Linked DNA regions of Homo sapiens: region 2 is linked to region 1. The links are chromatin loops, found by intact Hi-C in ENCODE. Cell type or tissue: B cell. All regions are shown on one strand. Links, peaks and the distances in the headings refer to the core of each region. The heading gives the core; the rest is flanking DNA. Region 1 holds the start of LINC01629 (long intergenic non-protein coding RNA 1629). Region 2 has its middle 54 kb from the start of LINC01629.

Evidence for each region. Peaks named below come from ENCODE experiments on the same cell type or tissue, not always from the same donor. Only the 100,000 strongest peaks of a DNase experiment are listed, where the experiment ranks them.
Region 2: it touches region 1 in a loop (5-fold over the local background); 71 of 110 quality-filtered maps call a loop at or near these places.

What each region holds. Positions count from the first base shown.
Region 1 is chr14:76,949,826-76,960,151 of GRCh38, reverse strand. LINC01629 (long intergenic non-protein coding RNA 1629) reads right to left here and starts at 514. Exons shown (of 3, transcript NR_133913.1): 1 at 399-514. RefSeq lists enhancers at 624-693, 734-913, 3,292-3,826, 4,075-4,144, 5,907-6,476 and 1 more and a silencer at 3,375-3,734. In B cell, for the core only: no CTCF peak of the experiment used is centred there; DNase peaks (open chromatin) are centred at 681, 3,481, 4,041, 6,341 and 2 weaker places; H3K4me3 peaks cover 2,433 bases; H3K27ac peaks cover 4,824 bases.
Region 2 is chr14:76,899,658-76,912,310 of GRCh38, reverse strand. No RefSeq gene overlaps it. Among named protein-coding and RNA genes, the nearest start is that of LINC01629, 54 kb to the left of the region's middle. RefSeq lists enhancers at 3,399-3,458, 7,369-7,418, 6,698-7,897, 7,723-8,460. In B cell, for the core only: no CTCF peak of the experiment used is centred there; DNase peaks (open chromatin) are centred at 3,350 and 7,200; H3K4me3 peaks cover 900 bases; H3K27ac peaks cover 1,760 bases.

The sequences.
Region 1 (10,326 bases), core at 1-8,000:
GCTTTCGTCTGCAAGAACAAAATACAAGCCGGGTGAGGCGGCTCACATCTGTAATGCCAGTACTTTGGGAGGCCGAGGCAGGCGGATCACCTGATGTCAGGAGTTTGAGACCAGCCTGACCAACATGGCGAAACCCCATCTCTACTAAAAGTACAAAATTAGCCAGGTGTAGTGGTGCATGCCTGTAATCCCAGCTACTCGAGAGGCCGAGGCAGGAGAATCGCTTGAACCCGCGAGGCGGAGGTTGCAGTGAGCCGAGATCGCACCACTGCACTCCAGCCTGGGCGACAGAGAGAGACGCTGTCTCAAAATAAATAAATAAATAAATAAATAAATCAATAACAAAATACATAACTCAAGCAATTTAAACAGTGAGGGGTAAAACTGAAATCACATACCAGGAAGCCCAGAGGTCTGCGGTTCCAGGGTTGGTAAATGAAGTGACCACTCTATGTCTATTTCTCTCTTGTCATTGACACCCTTTGGAAGTGTCTTTTTCTACCTTAGTCTCAGTATGACAAGAGTGCTATGTCAGGGGGCTTTTGTAGGTAGCAGAAGGGAAGGGTGAGGCCAGGGTTTCAGCTGGCTGGGCAAGTGGGTGAGTCACTAAGTGGCTGGGCCCCTTTAGCCCCATGTAAGGACAGGCTGCAGCCACCCACTGCCCGCCCCAACTGTGTCTGGACAGAAATGGACATGTCTGCTTTGCAGCAGCCACGCCTCATGCTGGGATAAACCTATGAATCAGGAAGGCCACAGATGCTATCACCCGTTTCTCTCCACCAGTTACAGGCCCCGAAAGCAGAAATGGCTGTGGCCTCACCTACGAATCCTGAATGGCGAACCCAGCATCCTGTCTCTAGCTCAGTGCTGGATTCCCTGGAGCAGGAGTGCCAAATGTGGCAGTGAGGGAAACTCTTTGGTTCTCCCTTCCACTTTGGGCTCATTCTAAGTCTATTCTCTAGGCACTGAGACCCCTCATGTTGATTTCTTCTGCCTACATGGGCCTGTTGTCTGTCGGTTTTCCCAGGAAGAGCTGGGAACTTGAGGGTTGGGGTGGGTGGGTATAATGGTGGCAGAGTCTCCCCCGGTTTCTGTGTCTATGGTAGTACCTGATAGCACAGACCTTGCCTTAACCTAGGTCTAGTAGCATGTGGGACTGTGTGTGAACTGGAAGGAACATGAGTGCCACTTCCCTTACTATGTAGATGTGGAGCCCCAGGCTCAGAAGGGGATAGTGATTTGCCCAAGGCCACACGGCTCCTTAGCAGCAGAGGCATACACTGGGGTTTCCTGGACTTCAAGCCTCCACTCTTTTGCCACTCCCACCTGTGGGGATCCCTGCTTTGCCCCCTAATTGGCTCCACCTCCCAAAGTCATCATAAATGGCCCAGGTGAGAGTGGTGCCCTGTTGCTAGGGGCTACCGGGTCCAGGCAGTAACTCAGATGCCTGCCCCAGGAAAACCCTGACAGTGGAGGAAACGCCTGTGTTTCTATCCCAAGCTGGTTTGCCTCGCTCCTGCTGAACACAGTAAAAAGAAGGTAGAATCCACACTGCAGGCCCTGAGACAACAAATGCTCACCCTTCTGAGGAAAGCTGCCTTTAACAAAGGGGAGTAGGGCTTGGCTGGCCCTGGAAAGAATTTGCTACGGGTGCTGGTGTTAGGGAGGGTATGGTACCAGCCAGTGTGTAGGAGTTCTGCTCATGGGAGGGTGTACCGGGTGTGTGCTGATTCCTCTGTGTGTGCCCAGGAAGACGGCAGCTAGTGTAGACAACCAGGGAGTGCCTGACTGGCAGCTGGAATGCCAGGGTTCTCTCAGCCACCTGTCGGTCCTGTGACCTTGGGACTTAACCTCCCAGTCTCAGTTTTTCTCAGCTGCAAAATGGGGATGCTAAGAATCTCCTTCACAAGATTGCTAAAGAGGTAAAACGAATGGATGTGCATATTCTCCCAGCGGCTGGACAAAGTGGCTTATGCCTATAATTCCAGGACTTCAGTAGGCAGACGCAGGAGGATCACTTGAGCCCAGGAGTTCAAGACCAGCCTGGGCAACATAGCAAGACCCTGTCCCTTCAAAAAAAAATTAAAAATTAGCTGGGCATGGTGGCATGCACCTGTAGTCCCAGTTACTCAGGAGGCTGAAGGGGGAGAATCTTTTGAGCCCGCGAAGTCGAAGCTGCAGTGAGCTATGATCGCGCCACTGTAGTCGAGCCTATGTGGCTGAGAGAGACCCTGTCTTAAAAAAAAAAAAAAAAAGTTGTTCACCCAGGGACACAGCATGAGGGCTGCTCTGGAGGTAGGGGCTGGCATGGAGTTGTGCTCCTCCCCCCTGGGCCCTCACTCTGCCTGCGGGTGTCAGGCAGTGTGTGGTCTGGGGAAGGGCAGGGCAGGGCACAGCAGCTCCCGAGCCCCTCGTCTGTGATTTCCTTCCTGACTTCCTTGGCTGCCCAAGGCAGCACTAAATCAGGTCACCACATCTCTCTCCTCACAGTAGGTGTCATGCAAACAGCTCCTGCCCAGCTCCCAATCCAGGTCACCATCTCCCCACCCACTCCCTTTTCTGGCAGCCAAGGAAAGGGCTTCTTGGTGCTTTTATTCTTAAGTGGCCGTTTATTAGACCCTGGCTATGTGCCTGACACTGGGCCTATTGCTTTAAGTAGAAATAACAGGCACCATTTGCTGCATGTGATATACCAGACCCCATCATGAAATTATCCTCTTTTAGGGAGATATGATCACCTCTATTTTATAAGTGTGGAAACAGGCTCAGGAAAGGTATCTCATTTAAGGTCCCTGTGGCAAGTGCAGAGCCTAGGCTGAGACCTAGATGTGGAGATGTGGCTGATTCCAGAGCCTGTGTTTTCAGCCCCTGAGGTCCCATGTTAGGGGACTGGTGGCAGAGGGTGGGATGGGAGCTGGGGGTGCCAGGGGAGGGAAGGTGTGCCACTTTGGCCTCAGAAACCCCAGGGTCACTCCAGGAGACAAGGTGAAGTCTGAGGGGAGGAGGCTGGGGCTGAGGGAGGGGGGTGGGGGGGACACACACACACTCACCCAGACACACGTATGACACACACATGACAGGCCCACAGGCCAACACAGATGCCCACAGACAGGGACAAAGACCCACCAGACAGGCGCAGGGATCAACATGCACTAAGACACATACACAGACTCAGCCATACACAAAAGACAGACACAGCCGCGAAAATATACACCGGTGATGGACAGGCATCAGACATACAGACAGACCCTGCCACACCCGCACACACCCACGCCACACACCCCTGCTGGAGGGAAGGGAAGGAAGAGCCTCTGCCTCATTTCCGGGCCTCCTCCTCCAAAGCGGAGGGAAAAGCCTTCTGCAGAAGTGCTGAGTCAGCAGCGGGTGACAAATGAGCCTCCGGGCGGCGGGAACGGGCGCGAGCACTTAGCATGCAGAGCGCGTTCGTGCCAGCGCCAGCCCCGGCCCGCGGCGGGCGAGGGGGCAGGGAGCGGCGGCCGGCTGCCCGCTCGGGGGAGGCCTGGGGGAGGAAGTGACTCGCTTTGACTTTGCAAACGCCCGACTTTGCAGCCCAAGGTCACGCAGCAGGCGCCGCCAGCCGGCTTCCTGCAGGGAGGCGGGGTGGGCTCTGGCTGGCGCTGGGCGGCAGCCGGGCCAGGCAGGGGAGGGGCTGGACCCGGGGAGGGGAGGGGAGCAAGAGGAGGGGGTGGCCCTCCCAGTGTGGCAGGACTCCGCAAGAACAGACAATGGAACTGCGAGGAGAGGTCCCTGAGCGCGAGGGCCGTCTCAGAAATGCCCAGGGCCGGCCCAGGGAGCTGAGCGTGGCTAGAGCTGATCCCTGGGGTTCTTCTGCTCGCCCGAAAGCCCCCACTGGAATCTAGTCAAAGGGCACCTCGCAGCACGCCTGGGTTGCTGCAGCCGCCCCAGGCAGACTTCTTCCCTCCTGCCCCTCTAATTTATTCTTCACGGAACAGCCAGCGAGTTCTTTTCAAAACATCAATCACATCATTTCCTGTGATGGCTTCCCTCTGCCCTTAGAATAAATCCAGCCCCTCATTGCGGGTAACTCATCTCCGGCATGAGCCACTCTTGATTGTGAAAGGATGAGCTATTAAAAACGACACCAGGAGGACATGCCTGAACTGGGACTGTCCCAGCACCAGGCCCAACTTCTAGCCTGTTCCCACTGCGGCACTTCTGCCTACACCCCCCTTCTTTGCATGGCTGGCCCAGGTCTCAGCATGAATGTCAATGTCGTCTCTGCAGAGAGACCTTCCCTTGCCATCCACCTGCAGAGGTCCCTGCTCCTTAAGCAGTTATACTGCTTTATTTCCTTCATAGCTTTTACCACCCTCTGATTTTACCTTTTTTGTTTGTTTGCTTCTCTTTTGTCTATTTCCCTCCTTCAATAAAAGCTTGAGGGCAGAGACTTTCTCGGTTTTGTTTGGCTCTGCTGTATCCCCAGTACCTGGAAGAGTGTGTGGGACATAGTTGGTGCTCAGTAACATTAAATACAGAAATGAATGCACCAATGGGTGGCAGACCTGAAAGTGAACCAAGTCCTGGGAGGACAGCCTCAGGGACACATAACAAGGAGAGGGCCAGGGCCTGCGTGGGGGTGTTCCTGTGCAGGATCTATGGATAAGAGCCGCAGGGGCTTTGGGAGGCGGAGTGGGCAGATCACCTTAGGTCAGGAGTTCGAGACCAGCCTGGCCAACATGGTGAAACCTCGTCTCTACTAAAAATACAAAATTTAGCCAGGCGTGGTGGCGGGCGCCTGTAATCCCAGCTACTCAGGAGGCTGAGGCAAGAGAATCACTTGAACCTGGGGGGCAGAGGTTGCAGTCAGCTGAGATCATGCCATTGTACTGCAGCCTGGGCGACAGAGGGAGACTCAGCCTCAAAAACAAACAAACAAACAAACAAACAAACAAAAAAGGCTGCAGGGGCTCCTGACCCCTGAAAGCAGCAGGAAGGCTTTAGAGAAATCCTGAGCAGGCTTGAGAATCTCTGCTAGCTCTGTCTTTAGGCAATATTTACTATCTGGAAAGTAAGAATGAACACAACTTCTCCAGGGTTGTTGACGGCTCCTGGTCCTCTCCCAGATGTCACCTCCCTTCCTTGCCAGCTCCTAAGACACACTTGGCTCTGCTGGGAAATCCAGGAGTGAATTCCCTTCCTTTGTTTGTGAGTGTTGCACTGTTACAGGGGGCCATGATGGAGGCGTCAGCTGTGTTTCCACTCTGGGTCCTGCCAGGGTTGCCTCAGTTTCTTCCTGGATGGGCAGAGATTGAGCAAGGCTCTGCTGCTCTGAGGTGAACCTCTGGGAACAGGGAGGAAATCTGGCAAAATACAAAACCTACAAAATGTTCTTGCCCTGGCTTTCTGGCTTCAGTTGACTCCCAGCCTGGAGGACATTTTTTTTTTGCATTTGTTTTTTAATTCCTGTCTTCCCTATCCCCGCCCCAGAGTGAGGATCTGGTGAGATAATAATCATGATAGTGCTTTGAAAGTATCCCTGGCAGGCTGAGTAAATGGTAAGTCACACCTGTAATCCCAGCACTTTGGGAGTCTGAGGCAGGAGGGTCGATTGAGACCAGGAGTGTGAGACTAGACTGGGCAATATAGTGAGACCATCTCTACAAAAAATTTTAAAAATTAGCTCCTCGGGAGGCTAAGGTGAGAGGATTGCTTGAGTCTGGGAGGTGGAGGTTGCAGTGAGCTGAGATTGCACCACTGCACTCCAACCTGGGTGATAGATTGAGACCCTGTCTCAAAAATAAAAATAAATAAATAAATAAATAAAGGTATTCCTGGCTGAGGAATATAAGGGACTGTCATTATTACTATTTCTCTGCTGAGATTTACTCACATGGCTATGGGGCACAGAGGCTGTTGAGCCGCCTTTCTCCCATGTTCAGGAGGCCCCCCAGGAGCCAGTTTTTCTTTTTCTTTTTTCTTTTTTTTTTGAGACGGAGTTTCACTCTTGTTGCCCAGGCTGGAGTACAATGGCGCAATCTCGGCTCACTGCAACCTCCGCCTTCTGAGTTCAAGCGATTCTCCTGCCTCTGTCTCCTGAAAGTAGCTGTGATTACAGGTGCCCCCCACCATGCCCAGCTAATTTTTGTATTTTTAGTAGAGACAGGGTTTCACCATGTTGGCTAGGCTGGTCTCGAACTCCTGACCTCTGGTGATGCACTCGTCCCGGCCTCCCAAAGTGCTGGGATTACAGGTTTGAGCCGCTGCGCCTGGCCAAGCCAGTTTTTCTGACTCCTAACTCCCACCCCATCTCTGTGAGCTGGGCCTGCTGGTTCTGCTTCTGTGGAGAAAAGAGAAAGTGAAAGTGGCCCGGTGGAAGAGGCTCCCCTTGGAGCTCAGGGCCTGCTGGCGGCCTGTGGAGAGATCCCAGCAAGAAAGGGGAGCTCCTCCGCCCCACCCCAGGCCCCTGCCCTGAGCTGCCCGCACAGCCTTGGCCTGCCCTGTGGCTTGGCTCCTTCCTGCCACAGCCCTGGGCAGAACAGGCTGCCTGGGCAGCGGGAGAGTGGCCTGAGGCCACTGTTCCTGGTCTTCTGTCCTGACTCACCCTTCCAAAGTGGGTGAGAGGAGGGAAGGGAGGGCGTGGCAGCCAGGAGCTGTCCCCTGTGGGATGGGTTAGAAGCTGGAATGGCTGGGCCCTTGGGTCAGGATGCCACAGGGCTTCCCAGTGATATCACTGGGAGGCCCAAGGTATAGGTGTGGGCGAGGAAACTTAAAGGAACAAGATAATGCCATCAGCCGGCCTCTGGCACTAAGCTAACCTCAGGCCAGGCACCCTGCCAGGTGCTTTATCCACCTAGAAAACTTAGGGGTGCCTCAAAATCACAAGCTTCTGAAAAATACCTATGCCACTGGCCCTGCCCCGTTACTCCATTTATTCAATTATATATGTCTTTTTAAGAAACAGGATCTCCTGGCCGGGCGCAGTGGCTCACGCCTGTAATCCCAGCACTTTGGGAGGCCGAGGCGGGCAGATCACGAGGTCAGGATATCGAGACCATCCTGGCTAACACGGTGAAACCCCGTCTCTACTAAAAATACAAAAAATTAGCCAGGCATGGTGGCGGGCGCCTGTAGTCCCAGCTACTCAGGAGGCTGAGGCAGGAGAATGGTGTAAACCTGGGAGGCAGAGCTTGCAGTGAGCCGAGATCGCGCCACTACACTCCAGCCTGAGCAACAGAGTGAGACTCTGTCTCAAAAAAAAAAAAATAAAGAAAGAAACAGGGTCTCCTTTGGTCACTGCCCTACAGGCTGGAGTGCAGGGGCACAATCATAGCTCACTATAAGCTCACACTACTGGGCTCAAGTGATCCTGCCGCTGCAGCCTCATGAGTAGCTGGGGCTACAGGCACGATACCCAGCCAGTTTTTTTTTTCTTTTGAAGGGGTCTCACCATGTTGCCCAGGCTAGTCTCAAACTCCTGGCCTCAAGCAATTCTCCCACCTCAGCCTCCCAAAGTGTTGGAATTACAAGCATGAGCCACCACGCCCAGTCTCAATGAATATTTTTTTGAGTGCCCACAGTGCATCAGGCCCTGTCTAGACACAGGGACATAACCATGAAAACAGTTTGTTTGTTTGTTTTTGAGTCGGAGTCTCGCTCTGGTGCTCAGGCTGGAGTGCAGTAGCGAGATCTCGGCTCACTGCAATCTCCACCTTGCAGGTTCAGGTGATCCTCCTGCCTCAGCCTCCCAAGTAGCTGGGACTACAGGCATGTGCCACCATGCCCAGCTAATTTTTTTGTATCTTCAGTAGAGACGGGGTTTTATCATGTTGGCCAGGCTGGTCTTGAACTCCTGACCTCAAGTGATCCACCTGTCTTGGCCTCCCAAAGTGCTGGGATTAAGGCGTGAGCCACCGCGCCCAGCCGGAAACAGATTTTTAAAATCCCGGTCCTCATAGAGCTTACATTCCATTGGAGGGAGAGTCAATAACCAAAATACGTGAAAGTTTTAGTACATAAGATGGTGACATGTGCTATGGAGAAAAATACAGAAGGGAAGGAGGATAAGGATGCTGGAGTCGGGATGGGTTTGTAATTTTAAGAAGAAAGGTTGGAAAAAGCTTGCTGAGAAGGTAGCACTGATTCTAATTTATTATCTCTTCAATACTCACAAAAAGCCAAGGCACGGTGGCTCATGCCTATAATCCCAACATTTTGGGAGGCCGACGCGGGAGGATTGTGTGAGCCCAGGAGTTTGAGACTGGTTTGGGCAACATAGTGAGACCCCATCTCTACCAAGAAATACTAAAATTAGCCAGGAGTGTTGGCATGTGCCTGTAGTCCCAACTACTGGGGAGGCTGAGGTGAGAGGATCGCTTGAACCCAGGAGGTCAAGGCTGTGGTGAGCTCTGATCATGCCACTGCACTCCAGCCTGGGTGACACTACCAGACCCTGTCTCAAAAAAACAAAAAACAAAAAACAAAAAAAGCCAAGAATGCAGAATACAGTCACAATTATTAAGGAAGACGACACCAATGCCCAAGTAAGGAGTCCAAGGTCAGAAGGCTGAGAAGGGGCAGATCCGAAAGTCAAGTTCAGGTTATGTCTGTGCTTGTAACAACCACAGCATGATATTGGACACACAGAGAGAAAATGGAATGAAAAAGAAAAAGGAAGTAAGAGGGTGTATGGCCAGCCTTGCAATGGTGGCCATCTGTTTTCCAACTGAAAATCAGGACACGATCTGAAAGGATTTTCCTGTTGCTCGCAATGAGAGAGGCCGTCTGGGAGAGGCGATTTGGATGTGGGCCTGAAGGGTGGGATTTCTGAGACATTCCAGTGGCTTGTGGGGCCCACGAGGGAGTCCAAGGGTAGGGCATTTTCATGGCAACCTCAGTCTGGCCATTGGGACAGAAGCCTAGTGCAGACCTGGCAGAGAAACCGTGCTGGGCGTGGACCTGAGACTCGGAGGGCCAGGGGGCATGGGGAGCCACTGAGCAGCCAACACCGAGGGGACGAGGGGGCATGGTAGGGGGAGAGGGGAGTGTGTGGCTGGCAGCCCACACCCTAGGCCAATCTGGAGGATGGGCTGGCTGGTTCCAGGACGCCCCCTGGAAGGAGTCTGAAGGGCAGCTGTGGAAAGAACCCAACCTTTCCTGTTAGCCCAGCCTGGGTTTGAAAGTTCTCTCTGCCACTTCCTGCTCTATGGCCCTGGGCAAGTCACACAACTTCCACGAGCGTGTTTCCTCATGTGTGAAATGGGGAGAACAACGCACTCATAGGGTAGTTGCAAGGATTCTCATGCATTGAGATAACGCATGAACTGTGTTTGGCAGACTGCAGACTCCATAAATGAGTATTGCTGTTTCCCTCCACCCAGTGGGGCACTGGGGGCATGCCAAGATGGTGAGCCGGGTGGAATGGAAAGAATTGTGGGGCTTGGGAAACGGATGACCCAGTCACCCAGGGTAGTTTCAGCCTCCCAGCCAATTCCTGCACGTGGGCTGGGGCTTCGTCAGCAACAGAACAATACTCTTCCCCAAAGGCCGGGCCCACAGTGCAAGCCCTCCTCCCAGTCCCACCACTCTGCAGCTTTGGTGCCCTGGTGGATGGGCCTTGCCACCCACCCACCCCTTCAGGCATCCTGAGCAGCACCAGGGCCCATAGTGCCCTCTGCTCTGGTGAACAGCCAAGGTGCCTTCAGAAGGAACAGAGGGGCTCCCATAGCTTCTGCTGGGTGATCCCTTCCTTTCTGCCCAGCTGCCTAGGCGCCTTCCAGTAAACTCCATTGCTGCCCGCACTGTTGCTTCCGGAAGATTGTCCTTAAAGAAAGGAAAGAGAACCAGAAAGAACTTTTGCATCCCCCCACCACCTGCCCCCTACACACCCTTCCATGGGCTGAGCTGCATTCCTCCAGCCCCGGACGAGCCAAGGAGAGCTGGAAACCAGCCCAGCTTTTACCAATAATTCACCATGTGACCTTAAACATCCTTTCTAGGTCTCCTTGCCTTCATTTGTAAAGTGAGGGGTTCAGATTAGATCATCTCTAAAGTCTAGTCATAACCTCTAAATGATTGCATTCATCTATTCTTTTTTCTCTTCCTTCATTCATAGCACTTATACTTCCTGACATAGTATATTAGCATATTTCTTATTTGTTTGTTTATGTCTGTCTTAGTCCTCTCCAGCTCCCTGAGGGCACAAGTTTTTCTTTTTCTTTCTTTTTTTTTTTTTTTCACTGTTATATCCCTGCCACTTACAAAAAAGACAGTAGGAACTTATAACTGTCTGTGTACTGGAAGGAAACAGAAGATTGAACACTCAAATAGAGTGACCAAGGGTTCAAA
Region 2 (12,653 bases), core at 2,448-10,447, 50 kb after region 1:
ATTCCATGAGCTAAGGTATGGAAAGTGCTTAGGAGAATGCCAGGCGCATGGTCACTGCTGAGAATCATTGATAAGAATTATTTCCCCACCCCCTCAGAAGGCAGTATATGCGGGGAGTGTGTCTTAGCTTGGGCTACCATAACAAAACATCATAGACTGCATGGCTTAAACAACAGAAACTTATTTTCTCACAGTTCCAAAGGATGGAAGTCCAAGAGCAGGGGGCCAGCAGGATTGGGTCCTGGTGAGGGCTCCCTTCCTGGCTTGTGGATGGCTGCCTCCTCACTGTCTGCCCACACTGTTTCCTCTGTGCATGTCAAGAGCAGAGTATCTTTTCCCCTTCTTATAAGGCTACCGATCCTTTTGGATTAGGGCCTCACCTTTATGACTTCATTTAACCTTAATTACCTCCCAAAGGCCCTATCTCCAAATATAGTCACATTGGGGTTAAAGGCTTCAACATACAAATATTTTGGGAGGACACAATTCAGTTCATAGCAGAGTGGAACACTGATTGAAGAACTCAGGTACTGCATGTATAGCAACCAGTGACACTAAGACCCAAGTCTTCCTTGGCCCTGTGGCTGGGGCTGGTTTCTCCTGTCAGCAGCTTGAGGTAGTAGAAGGATCAACAGGGCAGATGGGCTATTCTAAGCCCCAGGTCCCTGTAATCCCAGTGCCAGGGGATGCAGATCTCCCATCATGGAGGCAAGTATTGAATGCAGAGTCCATGCTATTTCCTGGGGTAATATGTGGCTGGGCACAAAGACATTCTTTTTCAAGGCTGTCAAATTTGAGCTTGAAAAATGTGCATGCTGGCATGGGCCACGGGTTGGGTTAGGTGAGGTCCTTTCTTTCTTTCTTTTTTTTTTTTGAGACGGAGTCTCACTCTGTCACCCAGGCTAGAGCGTAGTGGCATGATCTTGGCTCAATGCAACCTCTGCCACCCGGGGTTCAAGGGATTCTCCTGCCTCAGCCTCCTGAGTAGCTGGGATTATAGGTGCCTGCCACTGTGCCTGGCTAATTTTTGTAGTTTTTTTTTTTTTTTGAGATGGAGTCTCACTCTGTCACCCAGGCTGGAGTGCAGTGGCACGATCTCGCTTCACTGCAAGCTCCGCCTCCTGGGTTCACACCACTCTCCTGCCTCAGCCTCCCGAGTAGCTGGGACTACAGGCGCCCGCCACCACGCTGGGCTAATTTTTTGTATTTTTTAGTAGAGACAGGGTTTCACCATGTTAGCCAGGATGGTCTCGATCTCCTGATCTCGTGATCCACCTGCCTCGGCCTCCCAAAGTGCTGGGTTTACAGGCGTGAGCCATCACGCCTGGCCAATTTTTGTAGTTTTTAGTGGAGATGGTGTTTCACCATCTTGGCTAGGCTGGTCTTGAACTCCTGATCTCGTGATCCATCTGCCTCAGACTCCCAGTGTGCTGGGATTACAGGAGTGAGCCACCACACCCGGCCAGGTGAGGTCCCCTCTATAAGGCTGACTACGAGATTGTCAAAGCACATGGCAGAAGAGATATGCTGGGGCTATGGGTTTCTTTGGCTAGACTATAGGTATAAACTGGCAGATTCTACCTCTCCATGTGCTCAATACCTCTCTCACAGCCCAACTTGGAGAGATGCTGCTGAAAGATTACATTACTTAGGACGGTTTCAGTTTCAAGTTACAGAAACCCAAATCCAACTAGCTTAAGCAAAAAGAGAGTTTATTAACCCTCAACTGGGCACCACCTTCAGGCACAGTTTGATCTAGGGGTTCAAACAATGTCATAGGCGTTTTATCTCCTTAGTCTCTCAGCTTTGTCTCCTTCTATGTACTGGCTTCACTCTGCACATGTGCTTTCTCTTGTGTCAGAAAGATGACAGCTAGTAGCCTTAAATTCACATCTTTCCTTCTAATAAATTCCCAGAAACATAATTTCTGTCTTTCATATATTAGGGAAGACTCTTTTTTTTTTTGAGATGGAGTCTTGCTCTGTCGCCCAGGCTGGAGTGCAGTGGTGTGATCTCGGCTCACTGCAAGCTCTGCCTCCCGGGTTCAAGCCATTCTCCTGCCTCAGCCTCCCGAGTAGCTGGGACTACAGGGGCCCACCACCACACCCGGCTAATTTTTTGTATTTTTAGGAGAGACGGGGTTTCACCGTGTTAGCCAGGATGGTCTTGATCTCCTGACCTCGTGATCCGCCTGCGTCGGCTTCCCAAAGTGCTGGGATTACAGGCATGAGCCACCGTGCCTGGCCAGGGAAGACTCTTAACTGGACCTTTAGAGGCCATGTCCACTAAAGGATCAATCAACATAGGGAGGAACCTCTGGCTGGGCAGCCAAGGTCACCTGCCTACCCTTACATTCTTGGAAGCAGGTAGGGCCCCCTGCAGAGGGAGAGAAGTTCCCCATGGAAACTAAAGGGAGTTGGATGGGGAAGCAAGTTGGCTATGCAAAGCCATCACTGCCATATTCTTCTTAGAGGGACTTCAAGTCCCAGGAGGACTTCTTTTTCTTTTTTTTGAGACGGGGTCTTGTTCTTGCCCAGGCTGGAGTGCAGTGGCACCATCACAGCTCACTGCAGCCTCAACCTCCTGGGCTCAAACGATCCTCCTGCCTCAGCCTCCCAAAGTGCTGGGATTACAGGTGTGAGCCATTGTGACTGGCTGCCCAAGAGAACATCTGTCTTCACATTGGAATGGCAGCACAGGAATGTTAAAACTTGTCAGGTCCACCCCAGCTCACTTGACAAACAAGAGGACTGAGGCCAAGGTAAGCACCTTGCTCAAAGTCATCCTTCTTTCTTCTGCAGAGGCATGACATCATTGTTGGCTCTGTGTCTAATTATTCCAGTCAAGATCCAAGTGCCTGGCCCAAGGGTTGTCTGAGAATCCCTCTTCCCCTAGAGTGGCTCAGCACACAGCCAGGAAGTGACGAGGGTATTTCAAGAGGCTCCTTATCGATTAGCCCAAGGTGTCTGGCCCAGTCCTCACCCTCCTCAGGGCCATGGGCTGGGAGCCCTCTCATCTCTCCTTTGCTAGTGGAGGCTGGGGAGACTGCGAATGGCTATCAGGACTTGAGAAGGTGTGGCTGGGAGATTGGCTACGAATGCATGGAGATTACAAAACAGGGAGATGGGTCTCCATGTGTGGTCTCTGTGATTCATCTGAGGGTCCGAAGTTCGAGCTCACCTCCTGGGGAGGAAGTGAGCATTGAAAGGCCTGGTGAATTCTGATCAACATGGGATCCTCAACCCAAATCATCTCTAGATGCTGTCTTCATTGGGCTCCTCCTCCAAGGCAGGATGTGATGTCAAGAGAGGAGCCCAGAGGGAAGGCAGCTGCTTCCTCCTTCTCACCACAGGACCACAGCTTCTCTCTTTTCATGTGTGCATGGCCACACTGGCCCACCTCACATGCTCTCCACACAAGCCACCTGCCTCCTGCTACACCCATGCCATTCATGTTCCCTTGCCACTGGAACACTGGCCCATAGAAAGCACCCATTATGGTCGGGCACGGTGGCTCACACCTGTAATCCCAGCACTTTGGGAGGCCAAGGTAGGTGGATCATGAGGTCAGGAGATCGAGACCATCCTGGCTAACCTGGTGAAACCCCGTTTCTACTAAAAATACAAAAAATTAGCCGGGCATGGTGGCGGGTGCCTGTAGTCCCAGCTACTTGGGAGGCTGAGGCAGGAGAATGGCTTGAACCTGGGAGGCGGAGCTTGCAGTGAGCCGAGATCGCGCTACTGCACTCCAGCCTGGGCGACAGAGCGAGACTCCGTATCAAAAAAAAAAAAAAAAAAAAAGAAAGCACCCATTATAGGCCAGCTATTGTTATTTATTTATTTATTTATTTTTGAGACAGAGTCTCACTTTGTTGCCCAGGCTGGAGTGCAGTGGTGCCATCTCGGCTCACTGCAACCTCCGCCTCCCGGATTCACACCATTCTCCTGCCTCAGCCTCCCAAGTAGCTGGGACTACAGGCGCCCGCCACCACGCCCGGCTAATTTTTTTTTTTTTTGTATTTTTAGTAGAGACGGGGTTTCACTGTGTTAGCCAAGACGGTCTCGATCTCCTGACCTCGTGATCCGCCCGCCTCAGCCTCCCAAAGTGCTGGGATTCCAGGCGTGAGCCACAGCCTGCTATTATTTAAATCAGTGGTCCTCAGGGTTGAATCTCCCCTAGGAAGAATTTTGGAAATGTGTGTGCCCGCATGAGCGTTGGTGGTGGTGGAAATGTTGCCTTCTCATGCAGTCATGCCTAAACATTTACATACGGAATGCAGTCATTCCTGACCATTTACATATTGAAATACCTGTTGTTTCATTTTAATATTTTTCCTTTATGATATAGTTATAATAATAATGATTAAAATATATATATATATATATATATGTATATGTATGTATATATTTTTTTTAGATGGAGTTTCACTCTTGTTGCCCAGGCTGGAGTACAATGGGGCCACCTCAGCTCACTGCAACCTCCACTTCATGGGTTCAAGTGATTCTCCTTCCTCAGCCTCCCGAGTAGCTGGGATTACAGGTGCCCACCACCACACCCGGTTAATTTTTTGTATTTTTAGTAGAGATGGGGTTTCACCATGTTGGCTAGGCTGGTCTCGAACTCCTGAACTTAGGTGATCCACCCACCTCGGCCTCCCAAAGTGCTGGGATTATAGGCGTGAGCCACCGCGCCTGGCCGATTAAAAATATTATGTCAGTAGGTAGGTTATATTAACACATTTACTTTCAGGTTGCTGTTACAAAATATTTAAAAATCAATTTTAAAGGGAATGTCATTGGGTCTCAAGGGATTGAGACCCACAGTTCTAGATGGCTGGACTTATATTGCCACTCTTTTTATTTTATTTATTTATTTATTTTGAGACCAAATCTCGCTCCGTCACCCAGGCTAGAGTGCAGCGGTGCAGTCTTGGCACACCGCAACCTCCACCTCCTGGGTTCAAGTGATTCTTGTGCCTCAGCCACCCGAGTAGCTGGGACTTCAGGCACACACCATCATGCCTGGCTAATTTTTTTTTTTTTTTTTTTTTTAGTAGAGACGGGGTTTTGCCATATTGGCCAGGATGGTTTTGAACTCCTGGCCTCAAGTGATCTGCCTGCCTCGGCCTCCCAAAGTGCTGGGATTACAGGTGTGAGCCACTGCAACTGGCCCACTCTTATTTTTAAGCAGGGCACCTTCCCCTCTGAACTTGGCACACACACACACACACACACACACATTTAAGTCCCTGTCACCAGCTACCTGCACCTTCTCTGTGCATATCTAGGACACATCTGGTCCAATTCTGTCCCCTCCCTACTCTCACCTGCCCCCAGCATTGCAAGGACAGGCCCAGACTGGTAGAACTCAATCACGTGTGCACGCAGAGAACCAGCCAGGGTACCCAGCCTCTCCTGCTGGCTGTCAGGTCTAGGAAAAAGATGATCAAGTGTGGTGGCTCATGCCTATAATCCCAGTACTTTGGGAGGCTGAGGCAGGAGGATTGCTTGAGCCCAGGAGGTCAAGACTACAGTGAGCCGTGACTGCACCACTGCACTCTAGCTTGGGGGACAGAGTGAGATTCTGTTTCAAAAAAAGAAAAAAAAAAAAAAAAGGCCTGGCACAGTGGCTCACTCCTGTATTCCCAGCACTTTGGGAGGCTGAGATGGGTGGATCACGAGGTTAGGAGTTCAAGACCAGCCTGGCCAACATGGTGAAACTCTGTCTCTACTAAAACTACAAAAACTAGCCAGGCACGGTGGCAGGCGCCTATAATCCCAGCTACTTGGGAGGCTGAGGCAGTAGAATTGCTTGAACCTGGGCGGCAGAGGTTGCAGTGAGCTGAGATGGTACCACTGCACTCCAGCCTGGGTGACAGAGGGAGATTCTGTCTCAAAAAAAAAAAAAAAAAAAAAAAAAAGATACAAATGAAAAAGGAAAAAAGATGGATGTGTGCCATGTGCGGTGGCTCACGCCTGTAATCCCAGCACTTTGGGAGGCTAAGGTAGACGGATCACTTGATTTCAGGAGTTCGAGACCAGCCTGACCAACATGGTGAAACCTTGTCTCTACTAAAAATAAAAAATTAGCTGGGTGTAGCTGTAGTCCCAGCTATTTCGGAGGCTGAGGCAGGAGAATCACTTGAACCCGGGAGGCAGAGGTTGCAGTGAGCTGAGATCACGTGCCATTGCACTCCAGCCTGGGCAACAAGGGTGAAACCCCATCTCAGAAAAAAAAAAAAAAAAGAAAAGAAAAGAAAAAGAAAGATGGATATGTTCCTAGGAAAGGCATTGCTTCTCACCACACCTTCCTACCTGCTCAGCCATCACCTCACAGTGCCAGCCATCATCCCCTCATCACCCCCTACCAAAACACCGCCTCCCCACCCCCACTCCCCACACAACTGAAACACAGCCTGGACTCTTCCAAGTCAGGTTTGTCATTGTTACAAAATGATCATTGTAAGAAAAAGGAACAAACCCATAGAGTAGAACTCACACCTACTCCTATTATCCAGAGAAAGCCCCTGCTGATATTCTGAGTTTTTTCCTCGGAAATCATACCTCTGTATTTTGTGTGTGTTTTTTTATTATTATTATTTTTTGAGATGGAGTCTCGCTCTGTTGCCCAGGCTGGAGTGCAGTGGTGCGATCTTGACTGCAACCTCCACTTCTCCAGTTCAAGAGATTCTCCTGTCTTCAGCCTCCCAAGTAGCTGGGATTACAGGCGTGCATACCATGCCCTGCTAATTTTGTATTTTTAGTAGAGATGGTGTTTCACCGTGTTGGCCAGGCTGCTCTCGAACTCTTGACCTCAGGTGATCCACCCACCTTGGCCTCCCAAAGTGCAGGGATTACAGGCAGGAGCCACTGTGCTCGGCCTGTATTTTATGTTTTAATAATCTCTCTGCACATGCTGTTTTGTACCTTGCTTTTTTTTTTTTTTCTGCTCAATTACATATCTTGAACATCTTTCCAGGCCATTAACTATTCTTCTACCAAGAAATGTCAATGGCTGCCCAGTATTCCATAAATAAATCAGTGTTTATTTAACCAGCCTACTGATTGCTAGACATTTTGTACCTCATTCTTGACTTTGTTTGAATCTCGGCTCTGCACTTAATAGCTGCGTGCTAACAGGAAAGTCACTTCCGCTTTCTGAGCCTCCGTTTGCTCATCTGCCCGCTGAGCAGCCTAATGCCCCAGTGCCCTTAAGGCATTGCTTCAAAGATCTGAGTTGGTGGATGATGCAGCGCTTGGCACGGTGCCGGTGACACATCCCCCTAAGTGTTTTCTCAGTGTGAGTCTTCATCGGCTTCTCTGCTGTGCCTTCTTCAGCTTGTTTGCGAGTTCCTGGTTCATCCTGACCACCCTGAAAGGCCGCCCCTGGGACTTTGCATAACTCATTCTGTCTCCTGGTGTGTAAGTCTCTCTCCTGGTTCCCAGCAGGAGTGTAGGAATGAGTGCTTGTCCTGGACTCTGGGCTGGGAACTAGCACCTAGTGGGGACTGGACTAGGATGACTTGGGCCAATTTCTTTTCAGGCTGAGCTTGGATTTCAGATCAGATCTCTTAGGACAGAGCCCTTGGGAATTCCCATGGTGTGAATGTCCTGGGCCAGCGGGAATGGCTGCTCGCTCATCTCTTCCAAGGTGAGTGTGAAGGTCTGCCCAGGCCCCTGGGTGCATGCCAAGCTGTGTGCTCCCACCTTGATGTCCAGAGATGTAACCCTCCCAGACGGTGAGTATGCTCCAGGAGCCTCCCACACCTGCCACGGGCCACTCTTTCTGGGGCTGTCTCTGTGTGAGGGTCTGGCCGTGGCTGCCCTAGACCCACTCAGGAAGACTTGCTTCTTCAGCCAAGTCTCCCTTCTGTCCAGCCACTGGTGTGACTCATCACAGAGCCCATTTCTACTGCAAAAAGAAATGCTCAGACCTACGGCCCTGGTTACAAAAGAGGCCACTCAGCTGAGGATCTGCTTCCAACAACTGGAATGCCGACCCTGAATAACCCCAAGTAGAAAACGCGTGTATAGAGCTTGTGTGCGCAAGTACACACACACGCATGTCCTCACGTACCCTCCCACGCGCTCTCACTCGCTCTCCAGCATGCCCATCCTTATCCGCTCACACATTCACACACATGTATGCACGCACGCAACTACCCTGTGCTGTGCCAGACAGCAGTTACTCTGGCTCAGCTTATGTTTTTCGTCATGCTGTTCTGAGAAAAAAGAGAATATGTTTGGAGAGACCCCAGCTGCCAGACAGCAGTGCTTTTCTTCCCCCCCTAATTTTGGCCCCATAAGTCAGATCTCAATTTTCTTTACCCCTTGAGCAGTGAAAGAGAAAGGGGCACACACCACAAACCAGAAATGAGACAGAAGCCTGGTGCAGTGGTGTGCACCTGCAGTCCCGAATACTCAGGAGGCCGAGGCTGGAGGATTGCTTGAGGCCAGGAGTTTGAGTCCAGTCTGGACAACATAGCGAGACCTTGTCTCTAAAAAAAAAACTTAAAAAAAAAAAAAACACATGAGACAGAGACCTCTACCCTGTGACACCCTGGTTATCTGATTGCACCTGGTGCACACTCTTCAGTGGGATACAGAGATTCTTACTTCCTCTTGACCTACAAGATAAGCATATAGTAGGTCAGAGTGCTGGAGGGAGGTGGAGAGGGGTCAGGAGAGAGAAGACTCGGGACTGGCTTTGGGAAGGAAGCAGGAATGGAGATGGGCCTGGAAGGATTGAGAAAATCTCATCAGAAGAGGCCAGGTGCAATGGCTCACACCTGTTATCCTAACACTTTGGGAGGCCAAGGTGGGAAGATTGCTTGAGGCCAGGAGTTTGAGACCAGCCTGGGCAACATGGTGAGACTCCCTGTCTACATAAAATTTAAAAAAATGATGTGGGCGTGGTGGCCCACACCTACAGTCTCAGCTACTTGAGAGGTTGGGAGGGGAGGATCACTTGAGCCCAGGAAGTAGAGGCTGCAGTGAGCTGTGATTGTGCCAAGACACTTTAGCCTGGGTGACAGCACAAGACTTTGTCTGAAAAAAAAAAAAAGGCTTAACAATCCATCCCTTTCTAAGTCCAAAACCAGTACAGAATCAGCCTAGAAACCTTTATAATCTAATTTAACTTAACAAATATTCAAATATTTACTGAAGGTCTAACATGTGCCAGGCACTGTCAAAAGATGCCAAGAGAAGAAAAACATTCCTTCTTCGAACCTTCCCCAGGGAAGCGCTGTCACCCTTTGGGCATACACTTCCCACGCTTTCTGAGACAGGGTCTTTGCAGATGGGCTGGTCAGCACCATCCTGCAGCTTCTTGGGGACTATTCGTCTGCGTGGCAGAAGTGCAAGAGAGCTGTCAGGAGTTGGAGGACTTGTAACTGCTGCTTACTCTCTTCCTACAGCACAGTGGTTCACAATCTGGGAGATTTTGTCCTTCAAGGACATGTGGCAATATCTGAGACATTTTTGGTTGACATAAATAGAGGAGGTGCTACTGGTAACCCCCCTGCAAGGCAAAGGACAGCCCCCACAGTGAAGAGGGAGCTGGCCCCAAGTGTCATCAGGGCTGGGGCCAAGAAGCACTGCTGTAGCATATTAGTTCTGGTTGCTGTGATGGTGATTCCTTAATAGCATCTCTCACCATTTCTTTCTTTTTTTTTGGAGGCGGCGGGACAGAGTTTCAAAAAGGCAACGTCTGCCTCCTGGGTTCAAGCAATTCTCCTGCCTCAGCCTCCTGAGTAGCTGGGATTACAGGCGCCTGCTGCCACGCCGGCTAATTTTTGCATTTTTAGTAGAGACAGGGTTTCACCATGTTGGCCAGGCTGGTCTTGAACTCCTGACCTCAGGTAATCCACCCACCTCAGCCTCCCAAAGTGCTGGGATTATAGGCGTGAGCCACTGTGCCCAGCCATCTCTCCCCATTTCTTTATTTTATTTTATTTTTTTGAAATGGAGTCCCACTCTGTTGCCCAGGCTGGAGTGCAGTGGTATGATCTTGGCTCACTGCAGCCTCTGCCTCCTGGGTTCAAGCGATTGTCCTGCCTCAGCCTCCTGAGTAGCTGGGACTACAGGTGCCTGCCACCACGCCCGGCTAATTTTTGTATTTTTAGTAGAGATGGAGTTTCGCCAAGTTAGCCAGGCTGGTCTCGAACTCCTGACCTCAGGTGATCTGCCCGCGTTGGCCTCCCAAAGTGCTGGGATTACAGGTGTGAGCCACCTCGCCCAGCCATCTCTCCCCATTTCTAATGCACGAATCCAATCCATCATGGCCTGGGAAACTAGTTACTTAAGCTTGCTAAGACTGCTTCTAAAAGAAGAATAAAGAGGTACAGAATCCAGCACCATAGACTACCCCATGAGTCAAATGCATGAGCTTTGTGATCCTGACTGAGGTTTGACTAGGGCTTAGGAACTAGACTCATGACTCAGTGGGTCTACCAAGGTGGGTGGTGTCAGTGGCAGGGATTCTGGGCCTTCAAGAGAGGTGTTCACGCACAAAGAACAGATCCTGCCCTAGGGCATTAATCAGAACTCTCTGGTACCCAAAGGGCAGCTTCCTCCCTTGGTTGGACCATGGCCCACTCCTGCGGTTTGTGCCTTTTCTATCTGGGCATTGAATCCTGGCATCTTTGGCTTCTGCTCCTCACTGTTTCAATTCCTGGCCATACCCCATGCTTTGTGCCACCCCATGATTTGGTTTCCATGTTCCATCTTGCCCTCCTGCCTCCTCCTGGCCCCTGCCCTACAGCCAGACAGATGGAACAATAGGCCCCCTTTCCTCCTTCTGGATTTTCTACAGTGTTCCGCATAAACAGGGTGGCCACACTCGTGGCCTCTTTGTATGGCTTTACCATATTTGGTTTGGGAACACATCATGTATGTAATGTGCCAGCACTCTGTTCTTGGCTCGGGCTGGCTCATTCCAAGTTTTATAGGACTTCTTTGGTTGCAAGTGATGGAAATCAACTCTGGCTGGGCTAAGCAAAACAGGAATCTTTTGGAAAGACCCCAGAGGCATCTCAGGAATTCCAGGGCAGAGATGCCACTGGGCCTCAGGGATTGACTAAAACCAGGAACAGGGCACTGTGGGAGCACAGAAAGCCCTCCCTCTCCTTTCTGCCCTCTGCCTCCTGCTTCTTCCCCACATCTGCTTTCTGGGATGCTCGGAACTTGGGGTAGAAAATATCCAGTGAAAATAACAGTGGCTGGGCTTACATGTCTTCCATTCAGGGGAGCCGTCAGCCTGGGCTGGAAACTCTCGGTCCTGATTGAAAATTTCTGGGGGGAAAGATTTCTATGGCCGGTGGGCAAACAAAATACTAGGTATCCATGGTGACATTTACACTGATGGCCAAGAGAGGACACTAAAAGAGAGGGAAAGCTTCTGTTTTGGGTAATGAGCTTTGAAAGGCTGGGCGGGGTTGAAATGAAATCAGACACTCAGTAGTGCAAGTCTAAGATGTGGAGGGCTTGGCTTAATTCCACTCAATCTAACACACTTTTAGGAGAAATGACTATAGCTCCAATCCCCAAGGAGCTCCCCCTCTAATAAGGGACTAAGACAGACAAAAAACTACAGTACCAAGGTGGGCTGTCCAGAATACTGCCACAGACAGTGCCCTGTGCACCAGGGCAAGGGGTGGGGAACTCTGCCAGGTCAGGTTAGCCCAGGAAGGGCAACACTAGTTGGGTGACATTTGAGCTGAGCCTCCGAGGATGGAAAAAACAGCTGGGCGGCAAAGCGAGTGGGAAGGACATACCTGGAGCTCCCGGGAAGCCTCCTGGGTCTTTGGCGACTGCAAATGCAACATCGTTGGGAGGATTTCTTCTTTCCACTTTTCTCATGGTCCTTTCTCTTTTCAGCCCCGTTTTGGTTTCCTACCATGTCATCACAAACTTAGTAGCTAAAACAACACAAACTTATTATCTTATAGTTCTGAAGGTTAGACGTCCAAAATGAGTCTTATGGGGCTAAAATCAAAGGGGAGAGTCTGTTTAGCCAGGGGATAATCCGTTTCCTTGCCTTTTCCAGATTCTAGAGGCCGCCTGCATTCCTTGGCTTGTGGCCCCTACTTCCATCTTCAAAGCTCATCACTCCACCTCTGCTTCCATTGTCCCATCTCCTTCTTCTACTTTTGACCTTCTAGTCTCCAGAGTTTCGCTCTTGTTGCCCAGGCTAGAGTGCAATGGCACGATCTCAGCTCACCGCAACCTCTGCCTCCCAGGTTCAAGTGATTCTCCTGCCTCAGCCTCCCGAGTAGCTGGGATTACAGGCATGTGCCACCACACCCTGTTAATTTTGTATTTTTAGTAGAGACGAGGTTTCTCTATGTTGGTCAGGCTGGTCTTGAACTCCCTACCTCAGGTGAAATGCCTGTCTCAGCCTCCCAAAGTGCTGGGATTACAGGAGTGAGCCACCGCCCAGCCTTCCTCTTATAAAGGCCCTTGTGATTACATTGAGCTCACCTGGATGATGGGGGAGAATCTCCCCAGCTCAAGGTCCTTGACTTAATTGCAACAGCAAAGTCCTTTTGCCTCATAGGGTAATGGATTCACAGGTGCCGGGGATAAGGGTGTAGATTTCTTCTGGGTGGCAGGCATTGTTTGGCCTACCATAGCCTCCTTCACCGCCCTCCT